2 separate regions of the Mus musculus genome follow, and region 1 is linked to region 2. Evidence: chromatin loops called from intact Hi-C (ENCODE). Cell type or tissue: left cerebral cortex. All regions are shown on one strand.

Region 1 (8,000 bases), 96 kb after region 2:
ATAAAATATAACTCAAGTTTAAGAAGAAAAACAAACAGTAACCACATAAGACCCTGCAAGTAAACCTAACACATGCTATAACACACACATAAAGCTAATACATGCACGAGTCCACAGACTCGTCTCGGATCATAAATCCCAGTGCACTCTCACACACAGGTTTTCATAAAGTGTGTCCAACTGCTGTCCTGTTTACAGCCCAAGTTGGCCTTGAACTTGAGCAGCCGTCCTCTCAGCTACCACATGGTTGAGACTACCACACACACCGTGATGCCAGGCAGGTGTGTCCAAATGAAACTAAACTTACAACATGTATTAAGGACTACATTCTTCTGTAAGATTTAGCTGTTGATTTCGTTTATTAGCCTGTGTTAACTACACATGATGGGTGAGAATTCCACTTTCATACATGTGTAATCTGATCACGTTCACCTCTCATTGCCCTCGGAGCTTCCTTCCCACCCCTCTAAGCTACCTTTGCTCAGACAGGATCTTTCTACGTTCATGCTGTCTGGTTTGACTTAGATGTGAAAGTGTACTGGTATGTTAGAGAACCCAGTGTGTCAAAGATTGAACAGTGACATTACAGATGTGGCTGCTTTTTTTTTTTTAAAAAAGGAAAACGATAGCTGAGAACAGTTGTAACACTCATCTTCAATCCAAGTACTTAGGAGGTAAAGACAGAAAGTTCTTCTGCTACACAGAGTTCAAGGCCAGCCTGGGCTACAAGAAACTCAAAAATCAAAATGAAATCCCAAACAGCAGCCTGGAGCACAGCTTACTGCTTCTCACCCAGCTCCTTCAGTGGGGAAGATCTCTTCAGTGCATAAGTTGTCAGAGTCAACTTTATTAAGCAAGTCTTTCAGAGCTACTAAGGCTTCAGCATCCACCAAGCCTCCTGCAATCGCTGCCACAGCATTGCCTTCAAAATTCTGTAACTGGAAACAGAAAAGGGCATCTCTAAGAAACCTACAGTCAGCAAAGACCATGACTGTTCAGGAAATAAACCAAGTCATTTTCAAGCATCCAGAGTAGCAGGAGGCACAGCCGTCTCTCCTGAATTAGTGTAGCTACCACTGCACATTAAAGAAGCTTTTTACAGCAAATGCAGAGGAAAACCACACTGGAAACAATGCAGAAATCAACAAATTGTGGGGACCCCAGCCACAACAGACACATCTACACCATGGCTCTTGCAGCTATTGCTCAAGGAACCAGAAAATAAAGAGTCTAAGAGCCAGCGTACCAGAAGTCTGCTGTAAAGCAGTGTCTCCTAGAAAGGCTGCATAAACAAGATCCGAATACCAATACCAACAGGAATTTTAACATGGAAGGGAGAAAATTCCACAGGTCTCACCTCTAGACAAAGAACTGCAAGCAACTGACTGCTGGGAGAAAAAGAATTAGCTTCTCTCAGGAATGAACCCCCATATAGGTTGTCCAGTACAGAGCAGTCAGTCAGCCTTGAAATCATATATACACAAACAATAAAAATGTAGAGTCTATTTGTGCATGTACATAAATTTATATATTTACTATATATATATATAATATAAATATAAAAAATAAAAAAGTTTTTTCAATTAAAAAAAAAGACAGAGGCTATCAACTTGAGAATAGAAGGGGAATGAGAGGGATTCAGGGATAGGTCACTAGGAGGGCCTGGAGAGAGAAGCCAGATAAGTGATACAGTTCTATTTCAACTATAAAATGAAAATATATATATATATATAAAACATGTATTTAAAAAGACATTGTTGTCAAAAAATATTAGCTAGCAAATAAAAAACATTTAACCTTTTCTTTTTCTGGTGAATTAAATTAACTAACATTTGATTATTGAAATAACTTCCGAGTTCTCAAAATACTCATACAGTCAAGGAATTTAATGTATTTTGGGTCTGAATGCAATGAACCACTTATATTTCTTTCTAATAAACTGATTCCTAGCAGACTATGAGCTTTATATGCTTTTCCTTGACAAACTCTTAAAGCCAAACTACTCACATTCACAAGTTTTCCTATACTTTAAGAATAACTATGGGGCTGGAGAGATGGCTCAGTGGCTAAGAGCAATGACTGCTCTTCCAAAGGTCTTGAGTTCAAATCCCAGCAACCACGTGGCGGCTCACAACCACCTGTAATGAGATCTGATGCCCTCTTCTGGTACGTCTGAAGACAGCTACAGTGTACTTATGAATAATAATAAATAAATCTTTTAAAAATAAAAGAATAACTATGCACTTTATCAATAAAACATATGGAACAATATGCAAAGCAGACAAGAAGTAAAGCACATCTGACTACAGAGCGTAACAGTGCTCACGCAGCCTAGACAGGAGATGCAGCAGTGATGTGTGGGGCCCAGGAGAGTGACTCCAGCTTGGCCTGAAGCTGTGTATTTTACTTTAGGAACAAAGCAGCTTCGTTAGGACCTCTGGAGAATGAGAATCATGGAGTTACAGTTTACCTTAAATTCAATCTCTTCTAAAGTATCTCCCATTCCCTCTAGGCTTTTGCTTTTTGTCTACAGTATCTTTCATCTTTTTTCTATTCTTTTCCCTTTTATTGGCTACTGGTAATTAAACCCAGGGCTTTGCACATGCTAAGCACACTCAACACAAGTGAGTTACACCCTGCCCCCCCCCCCCACCTTTGCTCTGGCAAGCTCTTAGGCTTTGCTCCAGAATCACTGTCTTTAGGAACGCATCCTGATACCATAATTTTGGTTAGGTGTCCCACATCCCTTATGTGTTTTCTCTCATATCAGCCCTGACAGAACAATGATTATGCCTCTCTCTCTAGCATAACAAGATGAAAGGCAGAGATCATGAATCAGTAATCTATGGGTTAAATTCTAGAATGTATCTAGCATATCTGAGATATGGCTCTCAAAAATATCAAATAGAGGGCTGGAGATTTGTTGGCTCAGCAGTTAAGAGCATTGTGGTCCTGAGTTCAATTCCCAGCAACCACATGTGGTTCACAACCAACTATAATGGAATCTGATGCTCTCTTGTCATGCAGGCATACCTGCAAATAAAGCACTCATGTACATAAATAAATTTTAAAAATGTCAAATAGCGACAAATTATAATCTTGCCAAAACAGGAGAAAAGAATGGGTGTAGTGGCATATGACTTTAATCTCAGCACTCAGTGGCAGAGGCAGGCAAATCTCTGTGAGTTTAAGGCTAGCCTGGTTTACATGGGGAGTTCCAGGTCAGCCACAGCTATACAATAAAACCCCTGTCTAAAACAAATAAAAAGGAAGGAAGGAAGGAAGGAAGGAAGGAAGGAAGAAAGGAAGGAAGGAAACAAACAAACAAAAGAGAAAGATTCGCCTTATCTTCATGGCAAAGCTGTTTCGTGAAAGCTACACACTGTTTAATCTACATTTCAATTTTTTACCATTCCAGCTACACGAGAGAGTGCATCTTCCCAGGAGGTATAAGTTAAAAGCCCTTTTTCGTTTCTGACCATTGGTTCAGTAAGTCTTTGACGTTTTAGTCCATCATAAGCAAACCTAGACAAAAGAAATCATACAAAATATAGAAAATTGCTAAGGAGCAACTATAATTTTCAAGTTTAAAAACTGTAACAAATGTTATTTAAATAGAAGATTTCTTAAAGTGTCAAAATAATAAATACCTAACACAGGGATGGTGGCAGCAGATATATCTGCCTTATCATATACCTTTAATTCCCGTACTCAGGAGGCAGAGGCAGTAGGATTTCTGAATTTAAGGCTAACCTAGTCTACAGAGTGAGCTCCAGGACAGCCAGGGCTACACAGGAAGATGTAGTCTTAAAAACAAATCTTCCCTTGTTTTCCCAAGTACTGGAGATCAAAGCCAGGATCTGGACTACATTAGGCAAATGCTCTACAGTTCAGCTCCATGTCCAGCCCTTTTGCATTTGCATTCTGAGACAAGGTACATCTTCCAGGTTGTCCATATATTTCACATCCTCCTGTTTTGGCCTCAAGTAGCTTAGATCATAAGCTTGTGCCACTATGCCCAGCATTTGTAACTACTCAAGTTGATTTTCTTCTCATTCTCTTTATAAAAACTCAAATTTTTCAAAAATGTATATCATTTTGCAACATAAAAATGCCCATTAAAGGGGCTGGAGAAATGGCTCAGCGATTAAGAGCACTGACTGCTCCTCCGAAGGTTGTGAGTTCAGATCCCAGCAACCATATGGTGGCTCACAACCACCCATAATGAGATCTGACGCCCTCTTCTGGAGTGTTTGAGGACAGCTACAGTGTACTTACATATAATAAATAAATAAATCTTTAAAAAAATGTCCATTAAAAATGACCATGAGGGCTGGAGAGATGGCTCAGTAGTTAAGAGCACTTGTTCTTGCAGAGGACACAAGTGCAATTCCTAGCACCTACATGTCGACTCACAAACCATCCATAACACCATGGGACACACAGATTATCCATAAAAGCAAAACATTCATATACATAAAATAAATCTCAAAAAAGATCATAGATTTTTAAATCAATCGCAAAAAATTAAAGACAACACCTGGTTTTATCAGAGATCCATTCTTCATTAATATCTTCATGCATTCTTGGCAAAATCCTCATTACCTCTCCAGTTCTTGTGCTAACCACAATGTTACTTCCCACTGCATCCATTACATCAATGGACTCTGTCTTTCTGAGAAAATAAACACAATTTAGTATGCTGATTCTGAGAGTAAGAAGAGTTTCTGTTAGCTAGTTACTTCCATATCAGGTTTCCTTTTTTGGTATTTTGAGGCAAGTCTCATAAGGCCATGTTGGCCTCAAACCCTCTAGATAACAAGTGACCTTGAACATGTCCTCCAGCACCTGCATCCCTCGTGTTGGGATTACTACCAGATCCACCTTGCCTTCTACATTTCTAAAACTAGCGGAACTCAGAACAGCAATAGAAATAAGCACCTCCATATTTTAATCACATTATTTGATAGGCCAATTAGAAGGGCATACAATTAATTAGTCCTTGGCTGCTGGCAGTCAGATACCAATGAATCAACCATTCCAGAAAGCAGAAACAAAACCCGACAAAAATCAACAAAAATCAAAATCCTCCCAAATAACATTTTATCACTTATACATCAAAACATAAGAAGCTTTAATGTGGGGTTGGGGATTTAGCTCAGTGGTAGAATGCTTGCCTAGCAAGCGAAAGGCCCTGGGTTCAGTCCTTAGCTCTGAAAAAAAAAAAAAAAAAAAAAAAGAAGCTTTAATGCATTAAAAACTACTCTGTAAGGCAGGAGAGATGGTTCAACAGTTGAAAACACTTGTTACTCCTACAGGGAACCTGAGTTTGGTTCCCAGCACCCACGTGGCGGCTTATCACTATCCAACTCTAATTTCAAAGGATTCAATGCCGTCTTCTGGCTTCTTCAAGCACCTGCATACACATAGGGCTCATACATAACTTAGATTCATATAGATATAGATAGACAGACAGACAGACAAATAGATAGATACACACACATACATATATACATGTGTATATACATATATGTGTATGTGTATATACATATATATGTGTATACACACACACACACACACACACACACACACACACACACATATAAAATAAATCCAAAAACAACTGTTTTGCGGGGCTGGGGAGATGGTTTAGGAGATAAGTGCTAGCTATGTATGCATGAAGACCAGAATTCAGATTCTGAGCACCCAAGTAAAAGTCAGGAGTACATGGCAGTCTAGCACTCTAGAGGCAAGAAAGGGGCGGAGAGTGGAGTATGCAGGGTTAGGTAAGGGGACCTACTCTGGCTGGTCAGAGTTGGAGATAGCAATTGGCAAGCTTCAGGCTCAGCAGGAATGTAGCCTGAGTCACTGAATGAAGGGAGAGTTAGGAAGACATCTGATGTCAACATCCGGTGCTTGCATAAACACACCTGACTACTCTAAAAATCCGTAATGTTGAGTATGAGTGGCACACAATGTAATCCCAACACTTGGGAGGCAGAGGCAGACGGATTTCTGTAAGTTCAAGGCCACCCTGGTCCACAGTGTCCAAGTTCCAAGACACTGCCTCAAGAAAACAAAAAATCTGTTATGGTTTGTCTTGATGCTGCTCCTCTCTCTCTCCTCATTAAAGACTAAAGACTACTCAAGTACATATGCACATACTTAAAATCTTAGAAAGAATATAATTTGCTGAGGCTTGTCCTACCTTTCAACTTAAGTAGTTATTTTCCATTAAAACATTTTATGGGGCTGGGTCAAATCATTCAGTCAGTACATACAGACTACACGAGCATAAGGACCTGGTACCCAGAATCTAGTAAGAGCTGAGTGTGTCAGTGATGCCTGCAACCTTAGCATCACAGAGTCGGGGACTGGGGGATCACTAGGGCTCCCTGGCTACCCAAATCAGTGAGTTCCAGGTTCCATAAGAGACTCTGTCTCAAAAAAATAAGGTGAAAAGAAATTAAAGCCACCTAACACATATCTGGCCTCCAAACACACAACCCTCCTCTAACACATACACACACACACACATACACACAATGCAAACATAAAAATGTAGATAAAACCAACTAAAATTTAGGAAGAAAATGACCCAGAAATTTTATTAAAAAAAAAAAAGAAGTGAACTAAAATGTAAAAACAGGGCCAGGAGGGTGGCTTAGAGGGGAAAAGCCCTTGCTGAGCAAGGCTGATGACCTAAGATTGATCTCTGAAAGTCCTATCAAGAACCAGATGAAGTGCAAATTTCTAATCCCAGCACGACTACAGTGTGATGGCAGGCAGAATGAGACAGGCCAAGAGCTTGTGGGCTGGCCAGTTTGGCACATACACATAATGAAGAAATCAGAGCCCTGCCTTAACAAGGTAAAAGGTAAAAACCGAGTCCCTACAGTTGTTCTTCACATGTGCACACTGGCGTGTACCACCCAGCTGTGCATGAACACACAACCACAGGCACACACCAAGTAACAATTAAAACAAATAATCAGGGAAGGGTGCATGGCTCAGTCTGTAAAGCCCTGGCCTAATAAGTACAAGAACCTGAGTTCTAGCCTCATCAAGATGTAAAAATGCTTGCACTCCCAGTGCTGGAGAAGCAAAGGATCAAAAGCCAGCCAGTCTTTTTTAATTGGTAAGTTACAGACCAATAAGAGACTGAGCCTCAAAGAAAGTAGAAGTGTTCCAGGGGATGCCACTAAGGTGGTTTTCCGGCCTCCAAATATACCTGTATACATCCAGGGGCACCTGCACCACACCTGTCACACACACACAAAATAACATCTTTTAAAAACAAGTTGGTCAAAACCACAAAGATAAATACCTTGTTTCCCAAGGCCGGGCAGTAAAGGCATAAGGCTTAGAGGTTAGGGCCCCTACAGGGCAGATATCAATGACATTCCCAGACAGTTCAGACATAAACATTTTTTCAATGTATGTGCCAACTTGCATGTCATTTCCTCTTCCTGTTGTTCCCAAATCATCTACTCCTGCAATCTCACTTGCAAACCTAAAAAATAAAATTTGTTATCAAATGGATGAGCTCAGCAAAAAGTATTTCTTTTCCTTTTCATAATCACAAAGTCAATGACTTTCAAAACATTAAAAAGGAATTAGTATATTTTCAATGATAAATATAGTCAGCAAATAAAAGTGAATTTTTCTCTGAAACTGAAGTGTAACACACAAACGGAAAATTGTACAAATCACAAGTATACAATTCAGTAAATTATCACACAATTAATACCAGACTAAGTTTTAAATTCAACTGAAATTGGCATTAACTGAAAGCAAGTAGAAATCATGTTATCAGAACATATGGAACAAACAAACAAACCAAAAAACACCAAACCCAAGCAAACAAAACCTAACTTTTCCCCATTAATAATGACTATCATTTCCAGTGTTGTTATTCGAAGAAACTATATGAATGTTAAGTCAGCACTGATAGGTTTCAAACCCAGGGCAGATGGATAACTGAGGTGCCTATTTAACAT
Region 2 (8,000 bases):
CAAAGACAGGTCAAGCTGTAAAAAGACTCTAATAAACTTTTCTTTACAAATAAAAAATATATTAAATAGCACTGTCAAAACATTAAGGAAAATTACTCATTTTAATGGAACAAAATTCTATAGCTATTAAAGTATCAGTACACTAAGTATCTAGTATGAGTAACTAAATTCCATACTGCCCAATTTCTGAAAGGAAAACAGCTTGAGGGATGTTTGTTTCTTCTATTTATAGTGACAGGAATGTTATATCAGGGAAAACATTTCAGATATGCTGCAAAAGGCTATTGTATTAAAAAAATAATAATAGTGAAATGGCCAGTAAGATGGGCTAGTGGGTGAAGGTACATGCCACACGGGCCTAACAGTCTGAGCCTGGAGCCCATGTAAGGACGGGAGGAGAGTACTGTCCCCTACCCTCCACATTCACGCATGCTTGTGCACAATCGCACACAGGTCACACACAGCAATAATAATTATTATCATTACTATTATCTCTAGGATGGTTTCAGTGACACTGGGCATAATTCCAGTATGCCAGAGCTGTAACAGAAGAATTGGGAGTTCACAGCCTCAATTATGTGGAAAGAGTCTGTCTTAAAAACCCAAAAATAAAACTCACTTCTCTTCTCATGAACCATGTCTAGATCAGTTCCTAAGTAAAACACTGACCATACCTTCAAAAAAATCAAAGTCTTGTAGATCATCCGGCAGCCGAGGCAGGACATCAGCAAAGTCCTCCTGGTTCAGTTCCAGGTCGTGCGGGATGTCGGTGATCTCGTTGGCAATGTCATCCGGCAACTCATCAGCACTCAGCTCGGGCGTGGATGGGCTTCTGCGGAGGGAGACAGGGCGGCTAGTCCCCAGACACCCACACGCAGTGCACCTCCCTCAGGGATCAGCCAACGCCCCTTAGATGCTCTAAGCATTCAGTACAAACAGGAGATGGCAACTCCTTCCAAGCTGGTAGTGGCACGTGCCCATGACCCCACACTTGGGTACAGAAGGCTAGAGAGTCAGAAGTTGAGCTCACCTTCAGCTGCACAGTGAGGTGAGGATGTCTGGGAATATACAGGTCTCAAAAATTTTTTCCTTCACTTTATGAGAAGGAAATTTGAAGACAGGGCATTGCAGAAAGACACGCCTCACTCTCTGTAGGCATGAATTCCTACGGCCTTTACCCATAATTTAGACCATCATTACTAGAGTATACTTCCACTGCAAATTAGTAAAATGAATCACTATTGAGTATATCTATGTTTTAGTAAAATTTCAAATCTGATCAAAATAATAACTTTAAAAATGAAATAAATGGACAAGAATTAACTGAAATTCATTCAATCAAAATGTTTGTCTGCCAAAATTTAAAAAACTCATATTTCTAATTAAATACTTCTATTTTAACATGTGTAATTTTAGTTAAAACAGAAGAACCTGAGTGAATAAAGTTAAATTATCAATTTCAGCATCTATTTTCTTTGCTATAATAAGAAACTGACATTGATAAATGTTAACAAAAACTTAGTCAGACACTGGTAAAATCTGTACATGCCACTGTTCAAAGGGTTTTAAGCTGAGATGCTCAGGGGCTGTGGTGGGTTAGTAGCATCAGGAGCACAGAGGGCAGCTGCTGTGAGAGCAGACCATGCAGCCCCACGGCTGCCACCACTCACCGCATCTGTGAGGCCTCCACTGGCAGTGAGACGCTGGTGGGCATGCTGAGGTTCCCTTGGGGCACTGCAGGGGGGATGGGCTTCTGGGGCCGACGAGGTCCACGCCGTCTCTTCTTCTTGTGTTTTTTGGTAAGTGCAGGGGGCTTCGTTTTTTTCCTAGGTTTCCTCTGTTGCTGGTGCTGAACTTTACGGGAGTTATCTCCTCTCAGGAAATTATCCTTTGAAATGAATAGAACACTTTTAAGAACCTTCTCCACCCAGACTCCTGGTATGTTAGTGCGCAGCCAGGTGACTGGTGGATGGCCATCCTCTACATACTTCAAGACCAGAAGAAAGCTTAAAGTTTTACTACAAAGCAATGAGGAGTTGGGGCTGCAGTATACTGCCTGCCCAGCATGTGCAGGGCCCTGAGCTGGAGCCAGTACCACACAAAACCAGGTGTGGTGGTACACACCAGTAATCTAGGCCATGAACCAGAAGGCAGCAACAGGACAGGCAACCTGGGCTATACAAGACCCTGCCTCAAAAAAAAAAGGAGAGAGTTAAGTATTTGAAAGATATGTTTCACCCAATTTAAATATTGTATAAGATGGAAACATCACATCATTCTAATGATAATTTTTGTATACCAGTCAAAATAAATGTATCTAGGGCTAAAGATAATAAGTCTTGGTGGTTAAGAGCACAGGCTGCTCTTCGGAGGATCAGGGTCCCGTTCCCAGCACCCACATGGCAGTTCACACCTGTCTGTAACTCCAATCCAAGGGAACTGACACCCTCTCCTAACATTCACAGGCACAAAACATTCACGTAGTCCCTATAGGTAAGTGTGAGAAACACTCATACACATAATATAAAGTTAAATAATTATCTAAAAACCCTAAGATTATCTGGGAAAAACTTAACTATCAAAAATATTCTCTTAATACTATATATAATGCCTAAAACTATATATAATAAATAAACAAAACTTTTAACTTAATTCACAATTCATATTAATCTCTCCCTTTGGCCACTCTCCCCCCACCCAACCCCAGATATACTGCAATGGTGGAACAGCACCTAGTATGTGCAAGTCTAGGGTTGATCTCCAGCAAAGCCAACACACAAATGAGACATAAATACAACACTCAGAAATGAGTAACAGATTTTAAAGGCATGGACAGATAAGGTCATCGTAGGCCAAAAGAAACAAGGACAAACTGACAAGTTAACTGGTAGAGGAGCTCTAATACACGATTCTGAATATGCTGATTTTAAACTTTAATAGGCAGTGAGACTTTTCCTTCTTTTTCTTTCCATCTGGAGAAGTCACTTTTAAGGAGGAAACATGACAAACGTGTTAAGAGATGAGCCAGCCTGCTACCTATAGAGGGATGAACGGGTGGATGCCAAGGCGATACGTTGGGAAGGCAGAGACTTGCATATCTCTCGACTTGGCTGAGCAGTCAGTTAAGCTAATCAGTGAGTTCCAGGTTCAGCAAGAGAAGCTGTCTCAAAAACTAAGGGTGAGAAGAACTGAGAAAGACAGCCAACATAAATCTGGCATCTACACATGCAAGAGCACATACACATGAACAGGTATATGCATACACAAAAGCATATAGAAAGCTGGGTGTGGTGGCTCTCACACCTGTAATCTTAACACTCAGGGATAGCTAAGGCACATCATTTATGAGTTCTAGGCCAGCTTGAGCTAGGGTGAAACCCTGCCTCAAAACAGGAACAACAAAACCCAGAAAATTATTCTGCATTCATATAAAACCTGAATAAAGTAAGAAAAATGCCCTCATTTTAAATGTATTTTAATTAAATAGAAAAGTAAGTACTTGGGAGGCAGAAGAGGGAGAATCTCTGTGAGTCTGAGGCCAACTAATCTACAGATCAAGTTCTAGGTCAGCCAGGGTTACACAGAGAACCTCTAGTCTTAAAAATCTAGAAGGAAAATAAATCCAACATTTCTATATGAAGTTTAGTATTTGTGATGGTTTGCTTGGCCCAGGGAGTGGCACTGTTGGGAGGTGTGGCTTTGTTGGAGTAAGTGTGTCACTGTGGGTGTGGGCTTTAAGACCCTACTTCTAGCTGCCTGGAAGCCAGTATCCTGCTAGCAGCCTTCAGATGAAGATGTAGAACTCTCAGCTTCTCCTACACCATGCCTGTCTGGACGCTGCCATGTTCCCACCTTGGTGATAATGGACTGAACCTCTGAACCTGTAAGCCAGTCCCAAATAAATGTTATAAGAGTTGCCTTGGTTACAGCAGTAAAACCCTAACTAAGACAGTATTCACATTTTTCAAAACATGATCCTAAAAACGAACTAACCAAAAAAGTTCTTAGTAAGGCCAGAGTGTTAACAAGGGAACAGACCAGAAAGTCGGCCTCTCTGCCTAACAGTACCCTTAGCTAATGGCAAAGCCAGAGCTGCAAACCAGTTGCCTGGTCCATGATACCAAGGCATGCTAAAACTACACCATGCTCAGAGAACACTGTATGACTTGCCTTCCTTGGCCTTGTGGTCCAGAAGGCACACAGCACAATATTTTGTGACAACTGCTTGATAAATGAAAACATAGCTCAGGTCTGAGGGGCTTGTTTTCCATGCTGGCATCAAATCCAGAACCCATTCATGACAGACAAATACTCTACTGCTAAGCTACAGCTTCACCCCAAATCAACCCCATTTTAAATAATTACGTAACTCAAATATTTGACTAATTCAAATGTGTCTCTCCTCCAAATTATTCTAAATTAATTAGGGTTCACAAGACCAACATTAACAAAAGCAATAATTAAGTTCAACAAAATTATAGAAAGGCTTGGTATTTTGCCTAAACTTTATTAAATATCCAGATCATTCCCAGAACTGCATATAAAAAAAACAAAACTGAAGGCAAAGATGGAGTTCATAAAACCTGCTATGTATTAGAAAATACATTTGTACTACTGTGTATTTATGAATGAGACATAAAGAATACGGATGGATGATTTTTAAAAAGCATCTTATCTAAGTAATAACAGGTTTGGTACTTCTCTGTTTTGTTTTGTTTTGTTTTGTTTTGTTTTGTTTTGTTTTGTTTTGTTGTAGCCCTGGCTGTCCTGGAACTCACTCTGTAGACCAGGCTGGCCTCAAACTCAGAAATCCACCTGCCTCTGCCTCCCAAGTGCTGGGATTAAAGGTGTGCGCCACCATTGCCTGGCTCTCCATCCCCCCCACCCCCAGCCCCACCCCCACCCCCAGTTTGGAACTTCTCATCTGAATCACTGACCATCAGTGTTTTGAGGGTTTTCATTATTTGGATATAATTTGCATATGAAAATCCTTATCCCAGAGATCTAAAAATCAGAATCTGGAAGGCTCCAAAACATGTACTTTTTGAGTGTCATGCCATCTTAGAACCTCACAGATTTGAGGTTTCTGGATTAGAAATATTCAAACTGTACTAAGTACTCTTTGAAACACTGGGGGTTTGGTTTTGTTATGAAAAGGGCCTCAAATTCAGGGATCAATACAACATTTTGAAATGTTTTAGGCAAAGGCAACACAACATAGTGTTTCCAGTACTGAAAGCACTGTTTGTCCAGAACTTCATTAGTGTCTTACTTCCTAGCAGAAATAGTCACCAACAGTTTGAAAGCCCCAACTGCAGGGCGCAAATGCTAAACTTACCATCTTTTTGGCATGTTCTTCACACAGGGGCGTCTGGTGTGTAATGTCAAACACTGGCACAGAGCACTGCTGTCCGTCTGCAAACTTGGCAGTGCAGCTGGAGAAGAGCTGCTGAGAGCGGTTCAGGAGGATGTCTGGGGTTTGCAGTCAGGAAGAAAACACACTCAAATCGTTTAACTCTTTGTGTCTGAATAAAATATGTTACTCTCCTTGTGGTTTACAAGCAAAAGCTGCACTGCCTATACCAACTCAACAGGGGGAAAATCTGATGGAGTCTATTTAGCTAACAGGCTCTCAGGCAAATCTCCTTTATGGCCACTCGGAATCAACTTCTGTGAGCAATATCATTTTCTTGTTAACACCTTCCTGAAATCCCTACTAAAAAGACTGTTCCAAAAATCAGAGCTGACTCTTTCCTTTTAGGTATTTGATTTCTCTGTGTCTGAGTGTTGGCCTGAATGCTTACAAGTACACCAAGTATCAACCGCACTGGAATGGATGACTGTAAGCTACCATGGGAGTTCTGGGAATGGAAATCGGGTCCTTCTGAATAGCAGGAACAAGTGCTCTTAATTGATGAGCCACCTCTCCAGCTCCTAAAATTAGCATTTAAAAAGAAAACTTTCCCTTAGACTACTCACCAAGGAGAATGAAAATTTCAATAAAAAACCCACCTGTCCAAGGTTGAAATTTTCATTTACAGAATCAAAATAAAACTCACAAATTAATGACAAAAATTAACTTGAAAGTCTTATTGAAAATTGAAATGTCTGGGGCCTTTTGTTTTGTTGTTTTTTAGATAGAGTCTTGCTATATATATGGCCTAAGCTAGCCTTAAACTCATGACTATAGAGTAAGACCACCTTAAAAGACCAATCAAAAAAAATAAATAAATAAGAAGACAAAGAAAGGGCTGGAGAGATGGCTCAGAGGTTAAGAGCACTGACTGCTCTTCTGAAGGTCCCGGGTTCAAATCCCAGCAACCACATGGTGGCTCACAACCTTCCTCTTCTGGGGTGTCTGAAGACAGCTACAGTGTACTTACATATAGTAAATAAATAAATAAATATTTTTGGGGAAAAAAAAGAAGACAAAGAAAGGTTCATCTTTTAGCTGCTGAACCATTCCATGTTTGACCTCTGGGCTGAGGGCAGGGCTTGTCAGCAAGCCTGAACGCAGCATGAGACCTTCCATTCAATTTCCAGTACCACCCCTGTCCCCCCCCTCCCACTCCACACACACACAGATTTATATCCTATTTAGAAAGTCTATGTGGGTTTCCCTTCTGGTTTAGATTGGTTATATATAAATAAACTAAACTGCCTGGGAAGACTCAATGTGAAGGACAGGAAGGAGGGCAGAGATGCAAGTGTAGGAGCCGGCTGTGAGAGGATCTGGAGGTCACCGAGCCTCAGAGTGGGAAGCCAATCTGGGAGGCATGAGGAGACCCTGTCTCTAGGAAAGAAAGGAGGAAGGAAGGAAAGAGGAACACATTCATCCTGATTCACTGTTACAGACTTGTAATTCCAATAACTGGGAAGGTTAATCAAGTTTCAGGACAGCTAGGGTTACATAGTGACATGGTGAGGTTATAGCCTATTTTACTATATCTCAAACAAATAAATACAAAATGAAGATTGCAAATCAGCTCTGCATAGAAGTCCAACCTCTCACTCTGGCACAGATCCTCAGCTAGAATGAGATGCCTGTCCCTTCTCCACTTGTGAGACAGCAAAATAACACAGTTGATGTGCTCAGAGTCTCTCCTTTCCAAATTCAGTGTAATGAAATAAAATATACAATGACATAATCAGGAGCTGATTCAGGACTCTATGAAATTAGAAATTATATAAAAATTATTCTGAGGGCTGAAGAGATGGCTCAGGGGTTAAGAGCACTGGCTGCTCTTCCAGAGATCCTGAGTTCAAATCCCAGCAATCACATGGTGGCTTACAACCATCTGTAATGAGATCTGATGCCCTCTTCTGGTGCATCTGAAGACAGCTACAGTGTACTTACATATAATAAGTAAATCTTGAAAAAAAAAACATTATTCTGAACATGAAATAGCTTTTAGTTTACAAGTTTTATGGCCAGACATGGTGGTGGTGTACACCAGGAATCTCAACAGTGAGGACACTGAGGCAGGAGAATCATGAGTTTGAGACCAACCTCAACTCTATGGTGAAGTTCTACTTCAAAAAGAATCAAGGCAGGGAGCACCCATTAGATTTTACAATGATGTACTGTGGGAGAGCATTTGCCTAGCGTGCAGAAGACTCTGTTCTACTCCCAGTCTGGTGGCAGTGTTGTAGGACAGAAGTAGGTGGATCTCTTGAGAGTTCTAGGCCAGCCTGTCTAAGATTGACAGTGAAATCTTCTGTCTTGAAAAAACAAAACAAAACAAAACAACAAAAACAGCACGTGTCCCCCAAGGGCTTAGTACCTTCAATGGCTGCTTATTGCCGTGAAAAGGATACGCTGGAAACAGTGTCTGGTGAAGGGAAGGGCCTGCTTTGTGCACTGTTCGCCCTTCACTGTTCCACTACATGCTGCTGGCTCCACCTCCTTCAACTTGGTCTGGCGAAGGCTAGGGACAGAAAAATACAAAATTCATTTTAAATGCTCTAACAATTCAGGGTAATTTTTTTTTAATGTTGAT

The links. Hi-C counts contacts between places; a loop is a spot of excess contacts. Peaks named below come from ENCODE experiments on the same cell type or tissue, not always from the same donor. Only the 100,000 strongest peaks of a DNase experiment are listed, where the experiment ranks them.
Region 1: it touches region 2 in a loop (2.3-fold over the local background); 4 of 42 quality-filtered maps call a loop at or near these places.

Annotation. Positions count from the first base shown.
Region 1 is chr1:63,156,340-63,164,339 of GRCm38, forward strand. Ndufs1 (NADH:ubiquinone oxidoreductase core subunit S1) reads right to left here. Exons shown (of 19, transcript NM_145518.2): 8 at 7,328-7,513; 9 at 4,541-4,675; 10 at 3,411-3,525; 11 at 793-938. It overlaps Ino80dos (INO80 complex subunit D, opposite strand), which reads left to right. Exons shown (of 4, transcript NR_045915.1): 4 at 619-1,956. Among named protein-coding and RNA genes, the nearest start is that of Ndufs1, 16 kb to the right of the region's middle. In left cerebral cortex, a CTCF peak has its summit at 4,270 (motif pointing left); no DNase peak of the experiment used is centred here.
Region 2 is chr1:63,060,366-63,068,365 of GRCm38, forward strand. Ino80d (INO80 complex subunit D) reads right to left here. Exons shown (of 12, transcript NM_001114609.1): 8 at 7,819-7,928; 9 at 5,339-5,472; 10 at 1,671-1,888; 11 at 675-832. Among named protein-coding and RNA genes, the nearest start is that of Ino80d, 50 kb to the right of the region's middle. In left cerebral cortex, no CTCF peak of the experiment used is centred here; DNase peaks (open chromatin) are centred at 3,080 and 5,415.